Regions from separate parts of the Homo sapiens genome. Here region 2 is linked to region 1. Evidence: chromatin loops called from intact Hi-C (ENCODE). Cell type or tissue: gastrocnemius medialis. All regions are shown on one strand. Each heading gives the region's core, and the rest is flanking DNA. Links, peaks and the distances in the headings are about the cores only. Region 1 has its middle 34 kb from the start of MCM5. Region 2 overlaps RBFOX2 (RNA binding fox-1 homolog 2).

Region 1 (9,005 bases), core at 406-2,905:
CTCAGGTGATCCACCTGCCTCGGCCTCCCAAAGTTCTGGGATTATAGGCATGAGCCACCGTGCCCGGCCAAATCTTTTTGAAATGCTAGGTCCTAAGGTTATTATCTCCAAATTACAGATGAGAAATTGAGGCTACAAGACTTTGAGGAAATGACTCAATGTCTCAGAGGCAGAAGTGAAGGATCTGGGTGAGCCACCAAGGGTCGTCTTCTTAGGAGATATTATTGCCTTCAAGATTTCAAGATTGATTGTTCCGGGCTCTGAGATTCTAGAATTCTCTCCTGCCATTCCTCCTCACCCCTCCTGCCCTTGTTTTTTGTTCTTCCTTTTTTTTTTAAGATGGAGTCTTGCTCTGTCACCCAGGCTGGAGTGCAGTGGCTTGCTCTCTTGGCTCACTGCAACCTCCACCTCCTGGTTCAAGCAATTCTCCTGCCCCAGGCTCCCGAGTAGCTGGGACTACAGGCGCGCGCCACTGTAGCTGGCTAATTTTTGTATTTTTAGTAGAGATGGGGTTTCACCATGTTGGCTAGGCTGGTGTCAAACTCCTGGCCTCAGGTGATCCGCCCACCTCAGCCTCAAAAAGTGCAGGCCTGTGCCACCGTGCCCAGCCATTTTTTGTTCTTCCTTAGAGAACCAGCTCAGCCTAGTGCTTCTCAGCCAGTAGGCCTCATTCTAGAGCAAGACTTCTGGGCTCCATGCTCAATAGCTGTGGAATATATTACCCTCTCCAAATCTCAGTTTCCGTGTCTGTAAAATGGGTCGGGCTTTTCTGGTGTTAACACCGAAAGTCTTGCATCCCAGGAGCCCCTTCAGCCCTAGGCACACCCGTTGGTCACCCTAAAAATGGGGGGAATAAAAGCCCATCTGGAAGAGTTGTGGTCAGGTTGGGCTGAACAGCGTTCACTGGTATTGAGCATGGTACCTTTCAGGGGCCTGCAGAGAATGGGAGAGAAAATTACTGCTCCTTACACAGGGTGACGGAGTCCATGGCCTGAGTGTGACACCTAATGCCACCACTTCCAGCTGTGTGCCCTGAGTTCAGTTTATCTTCCTGGGTCTCTGTTCCCCCAGATGTTAAGAGGATTGATAATAGTGTGGGCTGAGTATAGTGAGAGTATAGGAAGATACAGTGAAATAACAAGAGCTTTGCCAGGAAGTGGGCACCTGGTGCCCGCTGGGCAGGAGTGCCTGTAGTTAATCATTATGTGTCTCAAAAGGTGTCAAAAGCTTCTGAACACTTAATGCTGTGTTTTGGGCCTGGAGCCCCAAAACCAGCCAGTGGGGACTTTTTTTTTTTTTTTTGAGATGGAGTCTCGCTCTGTCGCCCAGGCTAGAGTGTGCAGTGGTGCGACCTCAGCTCACTGCAACCTCCGCCTGCCAGTTTCAAGCAATTCTTCTGCCTCAGCCTCCCGAGTAGCTGGGACTACAGGCGCGTGCCACCATGCCTGGCTAATTTTGTTTTGTTTTGTATTTTTAGTAGAGATGGGGTTTCACCATGCTAGCCAGTCTGGTCTGGAACTCCTGACCTCCTGATCCACCTGCCTCGGCCTCCCAAAGTCCTGGGATTACAGGCGTGAGCCACTGTACCCAGCCTTTTTTTTTTTTTTCAGTCGTATTTCCATGCAGGACACAGAAGGACCAGTGGGGACTCTTACCTTGTCTCTAGCTTTGGTCTTTTTAAAAAAAATAACCCTGAATAATCAGGAGAATTTTTTTGATGAATGAGGGCACTCCTCTCCAGCTGTCCCAGGGGTGCGAGGAGAACAGTGTCCATGAGGGGGCGCCAGAGCACCAGGCCCGGGGCTGCAGCCTCCCGCACCCACCCGGCCTGGCCTGCAGGGCCAGCTCTCCAGGCGCTCCCAGGGACTTCCCGGCCTCCTACCCTGGGAATCTGGAAACTCCCTGGCTCAGACTCAGCAGCCCAGACGCTGCCTGGAGGATCCTCTGGTTCTGGGCATTCACCACTGGCTTTGTTTGGACAAAGGCTCTGCTGCGTGACAGATCCTGGGGGATGCCTGAGTTATCGTTATCATGCTCCAGCGGAAGTGGGTATCCTCGTCCTGGGTTACACACCAGGAAACTGAGGCACAGAAATGCACGGAGCCGGGGTCCAAACCCACGGATGCCCAACCCCCGAATCTTTGCCAGCAGTCTCTGAGAATCAGTCTGGATCTCAGAATGATTGTAATAATCTTGGAGGCTTAGAAGGCTAGACTCTTAGAAATATTCAGTTCAAATATACACGTGTATTATTTTTTGTATGGGTAGCGCATGGGTGAAAAGACAAAAGTAAAACCAGTCCCCCTTCTCTCTGACCGTCCCCAGCCACCCTGGAGGTGACCACAGTGATAGTTTCTCGGGTCTTGTCTCCTCCTGATATAGGACTCATCAAATCTTAGAATTAGATGGGATTTCTGGGTGACTCGGTCTCTGGAACCCATCAGCTTCTAGCACGCAGCCCTAAGGTTCCCACTGCCATCCCTGTCAAACTCAAACTCATGGGTGAGTTTGAGGATCTTGGCTCCTGGAACCCCCCAGCTTCAGGCCCAGCTACTCCTTTAGAGTTGAAGGGGCTGTTTTCTCCAGCGACCCAGACTTCAGTTCCCTCTGTGCCTCTCCTCCTCCAGGGGGCCCTCCTTCCAGAAACACCCTGCCTGCTTCTGGTGGTATAATAGAGGACACTCAGCATGGCACCCTCTCACTTTATGCCTGGTGATGGGCCTGATCTGTCGGGTCAGTGCCTTTCCCCAGAAGGAACGTGGTGGCATTTGTTGATTCATCCGTTTGTGTCATGGAGATAATGACCGTACCTACAATAAAGGGCGAGGTGAGCATTAAATGCATGAATGTATGCAGAGCTCTTAGACTAGTGCCTGTTACATTCTCTATGGGTTTCTATTATTATTGATACTTTTAGTTCATTCAGCTAAATTTACCAAGCATTCACAGGTTTCCGGGACACTGGGAATACAGAGAACAAAGCATGTTTCTTCCTGCTTGGGGGAGAAAGATCCAGAAAGAACGTCAGCGCCAGCATGAAGAGCCTTGTGAGAAAGAACAAGTGCTCTGTGATATTTCAAGAGATGGGACCCCATGGAGGCCTGGTGTGTGGGTACCGGGGTGGCCTTGTGCTTTGAGATGAAGCCAGGGGGTCTAGCGGGGAGTACAGGTGGCAGGCAGGCATCAGTTACATAAGCGCCTCACCCTGGGAGCTCAAGTACTGTGTGACGGTTCTGTTCACGGCCCCCACACAGAACGTGCTCCTTGTCAGTAGAGCAGAGCAGGGAGGAGAAGCACCAGAGAGCTGCTGCGTGGAGTCTGGAAGTATCTCCTCCAACTTCCTTGGGGAGGAAAGCAAGGGCCCAGACTCTTAACACCAGCCCATGTAGTCAGGTGAATAATTCCCAGTCACTATCTAGTCCCTGGCCCTGGCCATCTGCTCAGCCCCTTCGGCAACTCCAGCCTGGTCCAGCCTCATCTGGCTCTGTGTGTGTGTGTGCGGGGGGGTGGTGGGTGAGAGGCTGGAGGAGAGTGGAGGGGGTTGGGGATTGGGGCCAGGCAGCGCTGTGTGAGGCTAGAGATGGGAGGTCCTAGAGGGAGACCAGGAAATCAGGCACTCAGGAGAGCTGGGAGGGTAAAAGTTGCTGGGGGCAGGTGTCTCGGGGGCAGATGGTGGAGCCCAGGTGAACCCCCTAGGTTGTCTCTGTCCCATCATCCTTGATCCTCTTTGTTTTTTGAGACAGGGTCTCACAATGTTGCTCAGGCTGGAGTGCAGTAGTGCAGTCATGGCCCATTGCACCCTCAACCTTGTGGGCTCAAGGGATCCTCTCACCTCAGCTCCTGGAGTAGCTGGGACTACAGGCATGCACCACCATGTCTGGCTTATTTCTTAATTTTCTTGTAGAGACAGGGTCTTGCTATATTGCCCAGGCTAGCCTCAAGCTTGAGGGCTCAAAGTGATCTTCCTGCCTCCACCTCCTAAGTGTTGAGACTATAGGTATGAGCCACTGGGCCTGGCCCCTTGATTCCCTTTGCATGATAGAACTTCAACCCTTGGAGCCCCAGAGGATCCAGGCAGTATCAAGTCACCATCCATGTTATAGATGAGACCATGTATAACATCACCATCTTTAACACCACCATCCAGCCTTCAGATGAGATCACAGCCCTGACTGCAACCTCTCTGACCACAGCTCAGAGAGGGCATGTGGCATGCTCACAAACAGTCTGTTAGGGGCTTCCCCTGGGTCAGAACTCAGACCCCTCGGCTCTTAGTCCAATGCTCCTCTCCTAACCCAGGTTGCCTTTGGGGACCTTGGGGGGGTCTCTCATTTCATTGGGAATGCCTAATGGCATTGGTTGCCACGTGTTGCCATTGTTGGTGTATGTAAGTCGCTCTTCTGTCCTCATATCCCCACTCTGTCGTCCTGCCCCTTCTTGGGGGTGGATCCTGCAGGAGAGGGGGAAGCAGCCAAGCAAGGCTTCATTTCTACTTTTCCATCTGCAGGACCCAGGGCTGGGCACATTTGGTGCAACAGGCTGGAAATATTCTCCCCTACCCCACCCTCCCCATCCCTCCTCAGAGGCACTGGGCCGGGGACTGGAGCCTGTGGTGAGGTCCTTCCCCTCAAGCCCTGTCGGGGGCAGCCACTAAATGGCCCCAAGATCCCATGGACTCAAGGGATTCCATGTGGCATCCCTTCCCGTGCTGCAGAGGCTGGGAAACTTAACCACATTTCCAGACTCTCTTGCAGCTAGTGTTTCTGATGGCATGGAAATCCTGCCATTGAATGCAAACGCACAAGACTAGAATTTGGAACTGAGTTTCGTGGGGAGAGAGGCAGGGCATGGAGCATCCAAGCATCCATTTTGCTGTGTGGATGGTGGTAGAGTGCAGGCCTAATGCTGGAGCTGGCAGTTGTAATGGTGGCTTCTGAATTCCACAGCTTCTTGATGGAGGCAGGAGCCCTGGCATCTTAGCCCAGTTCAGCAGCGTTTTAGGCAGCTTTCCTGGATGCTCAGACACTTAGTAATAATATGCTTGAAAAAAAAAAGCCCTTTTTTTCCCTACTAGCTGGAATGGATTCCGTTGTCTGTCACTGAACCCTGATGATACATCTTCTACACACTGTGTGGGACAAGGCCCCATGGAAGTCCCAAGTCAGTAACCTGAACTCCCCACCCTCTCTGCCAAGAAAGAGCTTTTTTCTCTCAGTATCCATTTATCGGTCCCAGGGGAGCTCTCTGATTGGCTGTGCTTGGGCCAGTCATTATCTCCTGGACCAATCACAGTGGCCAGAGAGATGAGATGCCAAGATCAATTGGTCAGGTCCAGATCATTTCCTGCTTTTGTGACCAGGCGGGAAAGGGCCTATCTCCAGAAGTGGGATGAGAAAGCTTGGGCATTCCTACCACAGCCTGTCTGACAACACCTTTACCCCACAAGGAGGAACTATTAGTGAATGCCACACGGGACACTGCTGTAATGAAACACTGAGGACAGGAGATTATGACAAGAGTCCCACAGTTCCTGCTCATGGGTGATCATGCCTGTTCACCACTAATAGCCTGGGAAGGACGCACAACTGTCCCCATCTTTACCCCGACAATGCTTTGGGTGGGAGGGGGAAACTGAGGCACAGAGGAATGAGGAGGCAGGGCGCGGTGGCTCACGCCTGTAATCCCAGCACTTTGGAAGGTCGAGGTGGGTGGATCACTTGAGGTCAGGAGTTCAAGACCAGCCTGGCCAACGTGGCAAAACCCCATCTCTACTAAAATACAAAAATTAGCTGGGTATGGTGGCAGGTGCCTGTAGTCCCAGTTACTCAGGAGGCTGAGGCAGGAGAATTGCTTGAACCCGGGAGGTGGAGGTTGCAGTGAGCTGGGATAGCACCACTACACTCCAGCCTGGGCGACAGAGCAAGACTCCATCTCAAACAAACAAAAAGGAATGAGGAGGAGGCTGGGAGGCAGGGAGAGAGATGGGAGTTTGAATACAGGCCTCCCAATTTGCTGTGCATTGCTGGACCTGGAGGCAGACAGACCTGAGCTGTGTGTGACCCTGGTGAGGACCTCTGTCTCAGAACCCCAGGGGTCCAGTGTGCAGAGTGACAATGACCCTGGCTGTCTCTCAGGGCCGCGGTGGGGCCTCGATGGGGACTTGGTGGGACAGCATGTGCATGTGTGAAGACACCAGAGGCTCCTCCTGGTGCTGGTGGGACTTGATTCCTCAGGGAGGGGAGGAAGAAGGTGGTGGCCACCGGGCCTTTCAGTGAGGAGGCTTCTGCAGAACAACTCCCCCGTTGCTATGGTGACCAGACTCTCGGGGAGTCTGGCTTATTTTTGAACTTGGTCTACACAGCAGCAGCTTTGTTCCCGGGTCTTCCTGCTGCAGCCTTTGTCCTGTGGGCTTGTCGCCTGAAGCCTTGGCACAGTGGGTCTGAGTGGGACACAACCCTGGCCAGGAGGGGCAGGCAGAGGGAGGGGGAGACCCAGTAGGCACCCCCTGCCAGCCTCCCTAACTTGGCCTTGGAGGCGGAGGCCTGGGTTCTAGTCCTGCATCTGCTGCAGGCCTGCTGGGCAACCTCTCGGGCATGTCTGCTTGAGAGGGAAAAGGAGAGGGTATTTTTTGCTGTGCTTCCCCCAGTTGAATGAAAATGGAAGGAAATGGCCGGGCGCGGTGGCTCACGCCTGTAATCCCAGCACTTTGGGAGGCCGAGGCGGGCGGATCACCTGAGGTCGGGAGTTCAAGACCAGCCTGATCAACATGGAGAAACCCCATCTCTACTAACAATACAAAAATTAGCTGGGCATGGTGGTGCATGCCTGTAATCCCAGCTACTCGGGAGGCTGAGGCAGGAGAATCGCTTGAACCTGGGAAGCAGAGGTTGTGAACTGAGATCGCACCACTGCACTCCAGCCTGGGCAACAAGAGCAAAACTCAGTCTCAAAAAAAAAAAAAAAAAAAGAAAAAAAGAAAATGGAGGGAAAATGGCTAGCCCCGATGGGTCCAAGATGGTGTTTGGGACCCCTGCCCTCCCCGGCCTGGATCCAGCTCTTAACAGCCTCCCCACCCACAGACCGCATGGGCCCCAGAGGCTTCATGCTCCTGCTTCTCTGACCTTCCGCAGCTTCCAGGCCTCGCCACTACCTCCACACGCTGTTACATGTGACAGCATCCAGGCTTGGAGTTCAGCCCCTTCCTCAGTTTCCACCAAAGCCCTCTCTTATGTGCAAGGCTTTATTGAAAGCTGGGCAGAAGGGGCACCTGGGGGCTTCACGTTTTCTATGAGGGGGCCCTGCTGTTTCTACTCCTTTGCCAGCGCCCACTGCACCCTGCACATCTCATGGGCCGGGGCTTCTGGCCTTTTTCCATCTCCCTGGCTTCGTGCCCTCTCCCCCTCAATTCCCCCCTTCACTCTTGTGCAGAGCTGCTCAGCTCTCCCCAGCCCTGGCTTTCTGCCCCTGCATCACCTTCCCATGTCCAAACCCATTGGGGCAGGGCCACAGGCCATTCTGGGTCAGGACCCTGTCCTAGGAAGGCAGCCTGGCTGTAATCATATCCCCACCCGACCTTCACAAACAAATGAGAAGGGGCTGGCAAAGTGCCCTTGGGATTATGGGGTGGGTAGAAAAGACGTTTATCTGTGGGCCTAGAAACCCAAGCTTTGCCAGGGGGAGAGTCAGTTCGCAGATGAGGATGGAAGGGTGACTTCACAAAGCCAGATGGAGAGGGGTCCCAAGACTCAGCCTCGCGTCACTAGGGCCACCTCCTTCAGAGGACATGAGGAGGCCATTGGCCTGGATCCTCCAGAAATTTCTCTGAACACAGCCACAAACTTCTGACTTCTGGGCAGGTGATCAGTTGACACCTGCATGCAGAACAGCCCCAGGAGGATGCTGGGCTCTCCTCCCCTCCCCCTTACAGGAAGTGCCCATGGCTGGGAATTGACCAGGGCTTAGGCCTAGGGAATGGGCAGTGCCCCGAACATACTGGGTTTCTTTGGTCATGTGACTGGACTGGCCAATCAGAATGCCCCATCCCCTGGCCTAAGGATTGGCTCCTGGTGGGCAGGTGACTCAGGCTGGGCCAATCAGTCTTTGAGATTTGATTCATGGACACCAAAAGAGAGAGGTTCTCTCACTTTCTACAGGATTGTGGGGTGGCATAACAAGAGTTGGGTGGGCCAGCAGCCATCATCATGCCATGTAGACAGAGCCTACGTGGGAATGAAACTGATACACTGAGGAAACAGCTGAGAGATGGAATGACAGCCTTGAGAATCTTTGAACCCCTGGATCCAGCTAAGCCTGAAGGCAGTTCTGCTTTGTGAATTTCTTTGTATGTCTGCAAATAGATTTCCTTTCAGTTAGGGTGGGTCGGGCTCCTGACCTTGTAACTGAAAGGTTCCTGACTATCAGAGAGGAGATGAAAGAGGGAAAGAAGACGGGTTACAGAAAGGGCCATACCTAGCCATGAGTCGGGGTGTCACAACTGAGGCCCTGGGGACCTTTTAGTCCCTTATCTCCAAATCTGACCAATTGTGAGAGTCACCTGGGTAGCCTGTTAAAAACTGATGCTGGTTTAATGGGTCTGAGGCCTGGGCATCTGCATTTTCACAAGCTTCCCAGAGGATTCTGATACCAGCCAGGTTGGAAAGTGTCAATCTAGTCCTATTTTTTCACATTTTAGTGAGGGAGACAGGCCCAGAGGAGAAGGGGAGTGACTAGTCCCAGGACACACAGCAAGTTAGTGGTAATGTTTGGCCTGTCGTTTCCCCTTGTCCTCTTCATCTCCCTATTCACCAAGCGAGGGCAAGGAAGGGAAAGGGTAAAGATCTTCCAGGCAGAAGGACCCAGGCACGGACCATTGTCTCTTAGGAAACCCCATCCCTACCTTTCAGACAGATGCCAAAGGGGTATGTGTAAATAACCCTGCTCTTAGCCTGGGAACTGCTGCTTGTCTGACTTCCATCCATTCATCCATCCACCCACATGCATATCCA
Region 2 (9,005 bases), core at 3,880-6,379, 310 kb after region 1:
TCACAGGGCCAGGCAGCCCTCAAGCGAGTAAGGTGAAAGGTTGGAGGTAGGTTCAGTGCTGACCTCAAGAGAGGCCTGGCGCTGGGCAGTCTACCCTGTCCCTCCCCACAGAGCTCACTGCCTCACTTTCCACCTGGCCTCTTTCTCCTCCCGCAGACCAGTTCTCTCTGCACTACTCATCGGCTTACCCGTGGATCCAGGCTCAGAAAACATTCCACCTGTGTGAAACTGTGCAAGACCCACGGATCCAGGCTCAGAAAACTTGCCACCTGTGTGAAACTGTGCAAGACCCGTGGATCCAGGCTCAGAAAACATTCCACCTGTGTGAAACTGTGCAAGACCCACGGATCCAGGCTCAGAAAACTTGCCACCTGTGTGAAACTGTGCAAGACCCGTGGATCCAGGCTCAGAAAACATTCCACCTGTGTGAAACTGTGCAAGACCCACGGATCCAGGCTCAGAAAGCATTCCACCTGTGTGAAACTGTGCGAGACCCACGGATCCAGGCTCAGAAAGCATTCCACCTGTCTGAAACTGTGCGAGACCCACGGATCCAGGCTCAGAAAGCATTCCACCTGTCTGAAACTGTGCGAGACCCGCGGATCCAGGCTCAGAAAGCATTCCACCTGTGTGAAACTGTGCGAGACCCGCGGATCCAGGCTCAGAAAGCATTCCACCTGTGTGAAACTGTGCGAGACCCGCGGATCCAGGCTCAGAAAGCATTCCACCATGCCCAGCTAATTTTTGTATTTTTAGTAGAAACAGGGTTTCACTATGTTGGCCAGGCTGGTCTTGAACTCCTGACCTCAGGAGATCCACCCCCACCTCACCTCCCAAAGTGCTGGGATTACAGGCGTGAGCCACTGCGTCTGGCCAGCTTCTGTTATTTAAAAATTACTCAGTTTATGGTATTTTGTTATCAGCTCAAATGGACTAGACAGGAACATAGGTTTTGAGTAGAAAAAGGGTTTATTTCAAGCATATTGAATTTTAGAAGCCTGTGGGGCTGCAGCTGGACGTGAGTCTAGACTCTAGGAAAGCTTTATGAACTCCAGTTTGGATTTAAGAGTCATTAGCTTACAGGCAGAAATGGGTCTCAACAGTGATCTTTTCAGTGGAGTATGGGAAGAAGTTGGCCTACAACTGAGCCCTAGAGGAATAACAAGATTTAAAAGAGAGCTGGAGGAAGAGGAGCCTACAAGAGGCAGAGAGGCAGCCAGAGACAGGAGTGCAGTGCTGGCTCTGATTTCTGTGGGGTTTCCACAAGAGCAGCACTTAGAAACACTAGCAGTCAGAGGTTAAAGGCATACACTTGGGAGCAACTGCCTGGGTTTGGATCCTGGTTCTGCAACTTCCTACTTATGTGACTTTGAGAAAGTTAGTTAATCTCTCTATGCGTCCAGCTTCATCTTTTAACAGAGGAATAACAATACTGTCAGGTATAGGCTTTGATTTCTCCTTCCTTAGAAGCTGATGCATTAGCCTGTTATTGTTTCACGGATATTGGTGGAAGACACACGACTCGGTGAGAGGCAAAGGACTTTATTACTCACAGTGCAGCAGGCAGCATGAGCACCAGCATATGGAACAGTTCCATGAGCCCCCGAGTCCCACAGGCCTGGATAGATGTGGCGCAGGTAGTAGGTTTGCGCTGCAGCTGAGGAGCACTGAGCTTAGGGGATCCACCTCTTTTATAACAGGTAGTAAGCAAGCTTGCTGTTTGTCCTGAGGGGATACAAGTTTTCTTGCTGCAAACACAACCCCCAGAAATGGCCTGGGGAAGGGGCAATCCAGGTTTTGCATGCTTGTCAAACCCAGCAGGAAGGCAGGAGCAGGAGCTGCAGACAGAAGTGCCTCAGGGGGCACCCGCCTCACAGAGCTGCTGGGAAGATGAAAGGAGTGAAAATGGGCAAGTGCCACCAACAGCGCTCCACACTCATGTCCACTGTTGTTACTAGGGGTGGCAATGTGGAGGAAGGCAGGGCTGAAAAGTGCATCATTTACATCCAAAATGGAAAGCAGTAATTCAACAAATAGGTACTGAATGCTTACAATGCACCAGGCAAATGGAGATACAGCAGCCAACAGAACAAAGTCTTTGACCTCCAGGTGCCTGCATTTTAGTACAGAAAGACAGACACCAAATAAACTACCAGGGGAGCACATTGTACAGGGCCTTGTAGACCAAAATAAGGACTTGGAACTGGCTACGGGATGGGAAGCCAAAGAAGTTTGCACAAAAGCACGTCACAATCCGATTGAACAGGCTGTCGAGAGAACAAACTTCGGCGATGGAGAGCTGTCGGAGAAAAGGTGGAGGCAAGGAGACCAGTTTAGGAGATAAGACGAGGCCGGGCAAGGACGTGCCAGCTTGGAGTGGGTGGTGGTGGTGAGGTACTCGCTCACTTTGGCCTGTCACAGTCCAACACACAAGGGAAGCAGCCTTGGGAACACTCAGCAGTCAAGCAGGTGAACAGAGGAGCATCCGTTCACTGTCATCCTCAGGGGCTGCTTCCAGGTACTGGAGGTAGAAGGCAGGCAGCCACAGGGTGAAGATCAAGTAATTGGAGTCAGCCGGTAGAAACTTATTCCAGAAGTTTGCCACAAAAGAAACAACTTAGGGCCAGGTGTGGTGGCTCACACCTATAATTCTAGCACTTTGGGAGGCCGAGGCGGGTGAATCTTTGAGGTCAAGAGTTTGAGACCAGCCTGACCAACATGGTGAAACTCCGTCTCTACCAAAAATACAAAAATTAGCCAGGCTTGGTGGTGCATTCCTATAATCCCGGCTACTCACGAGGCTGACGAAAGAGAATTGCTTGAACCTGGGAGGCAGAGGTTGCAGTGAGTCGAGATAGCACCACTGCACTGCAGCCTGGGCAACAGAGTGAGACCCTGTCTCAAAAAAAAAAAAAAAAAAAAAAAAAAAAAAGAGTACAAGGAATAACTTGAGATTTTCCAATTTTTTTTTTAACTTAAGATCTAAGCACGCTTAAGTGCCAAAGGGACTATTGAGAGGAAGAGGCAAACCAGGCAAGGGAGGAAACTGAAGCAAAGCACCGAGCAGGTGGGAAAGGCTGGGATGCAGAGCACAGGTGTGGGGTTCACGGTGATGTGAAGAATGCCTCTAATAGAACGAGAGAGAAGGGGAAAGACACCCTGTGTGGAATTCAAGTAGGCTTGTAGATCTGGTAGGGAAACTTCATTCAGGGAGACTATGTCTGACAACCTCCATATTCTGTGAAATAGGAAGCATGATGATCTCATATGGTGAAGTGAAGGGAGTTAGAGATTTATGGATTATGGAGAATTTCAGAGATTTGGGAATTATTGGCTGAGAAACGAAACAAATGCAGCAAGGGATGGGTTTCAGCACAGGTAAGAAAGAAAAGAGGCCAGGTGTGCTGGCTCATGCCTGTAATGCCAGCACTTTGGGAGGCTGAGGTGGGAGGATCACTTGAGGCCAGGAGTTCGAGACCAGCCTGGGCAACACAGTGTAGCCCCATCTCTACAAAAAATGTTGCCGGGTGTGGTGGCGTGCACCTGTAGTTCCAGCTTCTCGGGAGGCTGAGGTGGGAGGATCACTTGAGCCCAGGAGTTTGAGGCTACAGTGAGCCTTGATCACACCACTGCACTCCAGCCTGGGCGACACAGTGAGACCCTGTCTCAAGGGGAAAAAAAGAAAAGAAACAGGGAGGAAAGGGCTAGGCAGGACATATTTTCTATGGCTGAACAAAAAGTGAAGGAGCCTGGGTGGCAGCCGGAGAGCCAGGGGCAGCAGGGACAGAGGAGGCAAGGCAGGGAAATAACACTTTGATAAGGTCAAGTGGGGCCACAGCCCCTGGCAAGGACAGTGTCTGTGGTACAGTAAAGGCAGCAGTTGAATCTAGGGGAGGGTGGACGGTGAAGAAGTGAAGCTGAAAGATTTCAGAAGCAGCTTTTGGACAGACTGGAGTTCACAGCTGGGGAAGCTGAGAGCAGCTGACACACGCTTACCTTCTGGCTTCTCATCACCATTTAGAACGTCTCACCTTAGAACGCCTGGCACTTTTCCTTCTTGTCCCCCCCGCCCCCCGCTTAAAAAGTCAAATCCAAGTGGTATCTTTGGAGCCTCAGGCAGAGGCAACAGGGAACGAGGATTAATACACACAGCCCAAAGAATGGTGTTTCTCTCTTTTATTTAAAAACAGTGCTTCATTACCATGTGCAAAGGCTGAGGCAGTGCTCCTCCTTCGCTTAGAGTTTATAAAAGCCAGCAACATGATCAATAATTTATACACATGGAGAGTAATACAAAAAAATAAGGAATAAAAGCTAAAGATCTAACTACTCCGACCTTCACAATTCCAGCTACTTGATAATAATAGGAGTAACCCAATGAATACTGTATGGTCTGAAAGCTACTATACAATATGATTCTTAACGAGAAGGGAAGGGAATTAGAGACTGTCACAAAGCCCTGGGATGCTTCTCTGGAGTTAGCAGGGAAACAGGACCCTGGGCAAGCAGCTCGGGTGTCCTAGGAAGTGATTCTGGGGGAGGACGGGAGGGGAGAGAGAAGGCTAGGTGGTCGATTACACAAGCATCCCATGTAATGCCCCCATGCCCCAAAGGTACCTGTTTTGCCATGGCAATGGGAGGGGCTGGAGGAACAGCATGTTGCATGTAGGGATGGTCCGGTCCCTGCCATGGGGAGTGGGGAGAAGAGGAGAGGTTCTGTGGCATTTTGAGCCTTGCAAAGATTTGGACTGAAAAGCTCAGAGACTCAGGTAGGTCAGCCTGTCAGGGACAAGTACACTCCACCGGCTCTCTTCTCGCTTTGCAGCCCTAGCTTACGCGTGTCAGCCCCAGGTTTGCTCCAGCTATTCACAAGCAGAATATAACACAAGAAAAACAATTCATATCCCTTAGGGAAAAAAGAGGATCAATTCATCACTCAATATATAATACAGCCAAAATGAGCTGCCAAAACAAGCACACACACAAATACTGTGAACAGAAAAATACAAGAAAATGACTAAGCTGGGAGTCTTGACGGGGTATGGACATTGCTTAAAGCACTTATCAGTCCCCAGAAAAACCAAACCAAAAACATTTTTTAAAAATTCAGAAACTCATGTACCCCCTGGGAAACTGGTGTTGGTAACAAAGGGCAGGGGGTGGGGAGAGAAAAGAGAATCACTGCTCCCTTTTTGCTCGCCAGTGTGAGTGGAGTCCTCAGGTCACCGGCATGTACACAAGTACCAGACAAGGAGGACCAAGTCCCTCTGCTGGTGGCCTCCTAAAAGGCAAGGCTTGAGTTTTGGCTGATGAGCAGTTCTCTCCGTTACCAATCCCTGCCAACCAGCACTACCATGGCTGAATTGATCTACCGTTTTCCTGAGTAAACTGTAACTGGCTACAGTTTCGGTAACATGGAAAAGAACTCAGCTACTACAGCCAACTGCAATACTTCAGGAACCCCCTCCATCCCTGGGCTCCTCACTCCTAGTGCATCTGATTGAGGAATCTGATAACTTGCTGCAGTCTGGTCTGTTAGCCTCATTTGCAAAGAAAGGTGCCAGGGACTCTATTACACTCACTAAACCAGAGGGCACACGCTGGCTTAGGACACCCAGAGCCTACTTGGAAAGGGCCCTGTTTCATGCTCTAGCTCTTGGATGGCTATTGCCTGGCTGATCAGTAAAGCAAGTATGAAGGAAGTACATAGGAAAAGGAAAGGGAGGGAAGAGGCTTTTGGACAGTAACATTTCCAAAAAAATATAGTGTTTTATGCAACAGAGAATCAAGTTTCACTGTGTATACTACAAATGGTCAAACATTTTCAAGAGCATGACAAAATAAAAACACACAAATTTACGTCTGATGTTCACCTTGCCCACTATTTTTTTTTCCTATCTTAAAACAGTGCAAACAGGTAACTTATGCTTTTAAAACACCACGACCCCTTCCCCACCCCCCAAAGTCCCTTTCCTCCTAGTATCTGGGGGAAAATCTGCAATTCTGCAAATGTTACTGCGCTAGAGGTTGCAAGCAGCGGAGAACTGGCTGAACTTGGCAAAAGGCAAGGACTGGTCAAAGCTTCCCCTTTCTCCTCCTTAAACATCTAAGTGCTTTCCAGTCTGTCCCTTGGTTGGCCTTGTTCTCCTGCCAGAGGGAAGGGGGTTCATCATGCCCTTCTTGCATATCCTTGGGGTTGCTTCCATCCCTGTTTGATGTCTCCCTCATGTCTGGAAGCTATATAACTAGTTACAGGATGGTAGTGATTAACCCACTTATCTGCTAGATCTCTAGTAAAGCATAATTCTAAGCTAAGAGCAGTTTAGCCCCTGAGGAGTCACACATTTGAGGAAAAGCTGCTATCGATGACTTCTATTGTCTAGATTTCCACTAGCTCCCCTCAGACTAAAAGTTGTGCCCCAGTCCACTTCTTTCTCAAAGAAAAAAAAATGTTGGCTCAATTCAGACTGTGGCTGTTGAAGGATGATGGTGATAGTAGGTTTTGTTAAACCTGAGAGCCTGACAAATGGTGAATCACAATGGCTGATCTGAGTTAATGGAAATTGAACTAGGTGACATGAGGAATTCTGGAAAATGCCTATGGGCAGCTCTCTGGGCTCTAAGAGGGACATGGAGATAAAGGTGTTCACTAGAGGCCTCCTTTAAGGAGCCCAGCTTCCAAGAGTACAGAAAGTCCAGGTCATGAACTATAGTAAAGCTGAAAAAGAATCATGCATGTACTGTGATTTAGCATCAGTAAGTTTTCTGGAATTATCAGCCAGCATCCTCTAACAAACTCACGAAATGCCAGACTCCTCTGACTCTCTTTTTTAATACAGTGAGAACCAGAGTCAGGAACAGACAAGCAGTGCTGCTTCGAGCAACCTGCCTCTGGTGAAGTTGACCGTACGGAGTCTCAAAGTTCAAAAGGTGACGGGGAGGTTGATACTGTGAAATCCAGATGCTTGCAAGAGCCCCAATTCTCAGTGTTGACACTGAAAACCAAAGACCCTTTCATAAAAAGCAGAACTCCATTTATTCTTTCTTAGAAAAGGGAGCTGGAGGAAGCGGTGTTAAACACCATCCCTGGAAATGCAGCAGAAACCACTGGAAAGCACAGAGCTTGCCTTTGGAGGCCTCAGCCAGAACCAGCTGAACTGAGATGCACTCAAGGTGCCTCAAGCTCAAGATTCTGCCTCTCTTAAAAGGTCTGTGGGAGCCGCCTTCTCTACCTTTCCCATTATCCTTACCTCTTTCTAGGAAAAAAGAAGAGAAAAACTCTTAAACTCATTCTCCTATTCTCCCCTGCTATGGATAAAACCATTTAGAATTTGGCCTAGTCTCCACTGAATACGTGGCTTGCCATCTTTTGGGAATGGCCCCTTTGTGATCATGACCCCAAACTTCTGTTTTTTTAGTCAGCTAAAGTTCTCCCTCAAAGCAAAAGCAAAAGCAAAATCCTCCCTGCCCCCATTCCCTAGAACTGTGAAAGCCCGCATCCCATTCCCCGCTCCTCTAACTAAAATATTTATATACATACAACAAAAATTGTCTTAACAGCAACAAACCAAACTTTGGCTTGGGGTGGGGGGACCCTTAAAAATGGCCAGTGGACTGGGCAGTTGGTGTCCCCTTATTCTCTGTCTTCCTCCCCAGAGTCAGTAATAATTGCATCGAGGCCTCTAGCTTCCTTGACATCGCCCCTAGTTTCAGGCACAGCCTCTCTCCCAGTTACGAGGCGAGACAGGATTCTGAAGGGGGAAAGGATATGTATTCTACACAACAGGTCAACGCCCTCTCAGATATATCACTCTGCTTACAAAGAATGCTTGATGCTGTCATAGGTCAGTCATTTTAATTCAGGGACATGAGTCAGTTATCAGTCAAGAACATGTGTGGAGGCAGGAGTTAAAAACAAACCCAAAACAAACCCATAACCAGAAGCTCCATGTCTCTGAATTACTCCCTTTAGCAGCTGTCCCTTGGGTGAAAGGTCACCCTAGTACCAATGTGACTAGACCAGGGAGCCAAAAAGACCGTGCTTTTCTATTTCCTAATGCCTTCATTTGGGAAATGCTGTAGGACACTTGCTTTTATCAGTTCTATCTAACAGCTAGAAGAGAAACACTCCCTCCTACCTTGATAACATAGAAAATTACAGCCAGATGGCAACGGCAGTGACTCACTGCGCGACTCTTTCTGGTGATATAGAAGACCCTTGCCATCGCAGACCCTCCTTCCAATATGGGAGGGCAGCAATCTCAGGGCCTCTGCATTTTATGTCCTGTAGTGTTAATGTGTACAAAGTGGTCCGGGTGCTCAGCGGGGTGTTTTTGGAGGACAGTGAGAAGCTCAGCGGGATAGCCACAGGCTCAAGACTGTGGATAGAGAAGTGACTCATAAAGGCTCTGGAAGATGAAAATTCCTATGGCTTTGGAGCAAGTACAAAGTGCCTCTGCCTGCCCTTCCATGTCCTCATCACCAAAACTTCCAGGGACTACTGACCTAGGACCTGGTACTCTATCTTTCCCCAGCAGATTCTTTATTCTATTTTTTAAACTTTGTACTTTCTGAGGCAAGAAAAAAGTAAGAAATACCAGATCTTCTAATATTCCTTTTCCCTTCCTCACCCTCTTTAATGGCTGTCAACAATTTGTACTTCTAATCCTCAAGACATCTGGGGGAAATCTGGTCACTGGCTTATTCACTTTTCTGTCCCTGGGTCCTAAATTCCTGAATCTTATGGACATGAGAGCAGGGTGTTAATAAAAGAATACATGAGCTAAGCTGTGGTTCAATTAAAGGAGAAGAAGCCTAGAAGGAATGCTAGGTTACAGGAACAAAAAGAAATGATCTTTTTCATACTCCAGAGTTCATTCTGAGATCGGTTTCCTAATGAGGTGTTTATTATCCACTGTCTGAGAGCACGTTTGGAAATATCAATACTATAATTCCAAAAACTATGCCAGCTGTCTCAGGCTGTGCGTGTAAGATGATTGTAAAAA

What was found. Hi-C counts contacts between places; a loop is a spot of excess contacts. Peaks named below come from ENCODE experiments on the same cell type or tissue, not always from the same donor. Only the 100,000 strongest peaks of a DNase experiment are listed, where the experiment ranks them.
Region 2: a loop joins it to region 1, with 2.8 times the contacts of the local background. A loop is called at or near these places in 2 of 110 quality-filtered maps.

What each region holds. Positions count from the first base shown.
Region 1 is chr22:35,429,217-35,438,221 of GRCh38, forward strand. It overlaps a transcript of MCM5 not described here. Among named protein-coding and RNA genes, the nearest start is that of MCM5, 34 kb to the left of the region's middle. RefSeq lists an enhancer at 5,926-6,427. In gastrocnemius medialis, for the core only: a CTCF peak has its summit at 1,783 (motif pointing right); a DNase peak (open chromatin) is centred at 1,805; H3K27ac peaks cover 260 bases.
Region 2 is chr22:35,734,575-35,743,579 of GRCh38, forward strand. It overlaps RBFOX2 (RNA binding fox-1 homolog 2), which reads right to left. Exons shown (of 14, transcript NM_001349999.2): 14 at 4,162-9,005. Among named protein-coding and RNA genes, the nearest start is that of APOL5, 21 kb to the left of the region's middle. In gastrocnemius medialis, for the core only: a CTCF peak has its summit at 5,266; a DNase peak (open chromatin) is centred at 5,257; H3K27ac peaks cover 1,844 bases.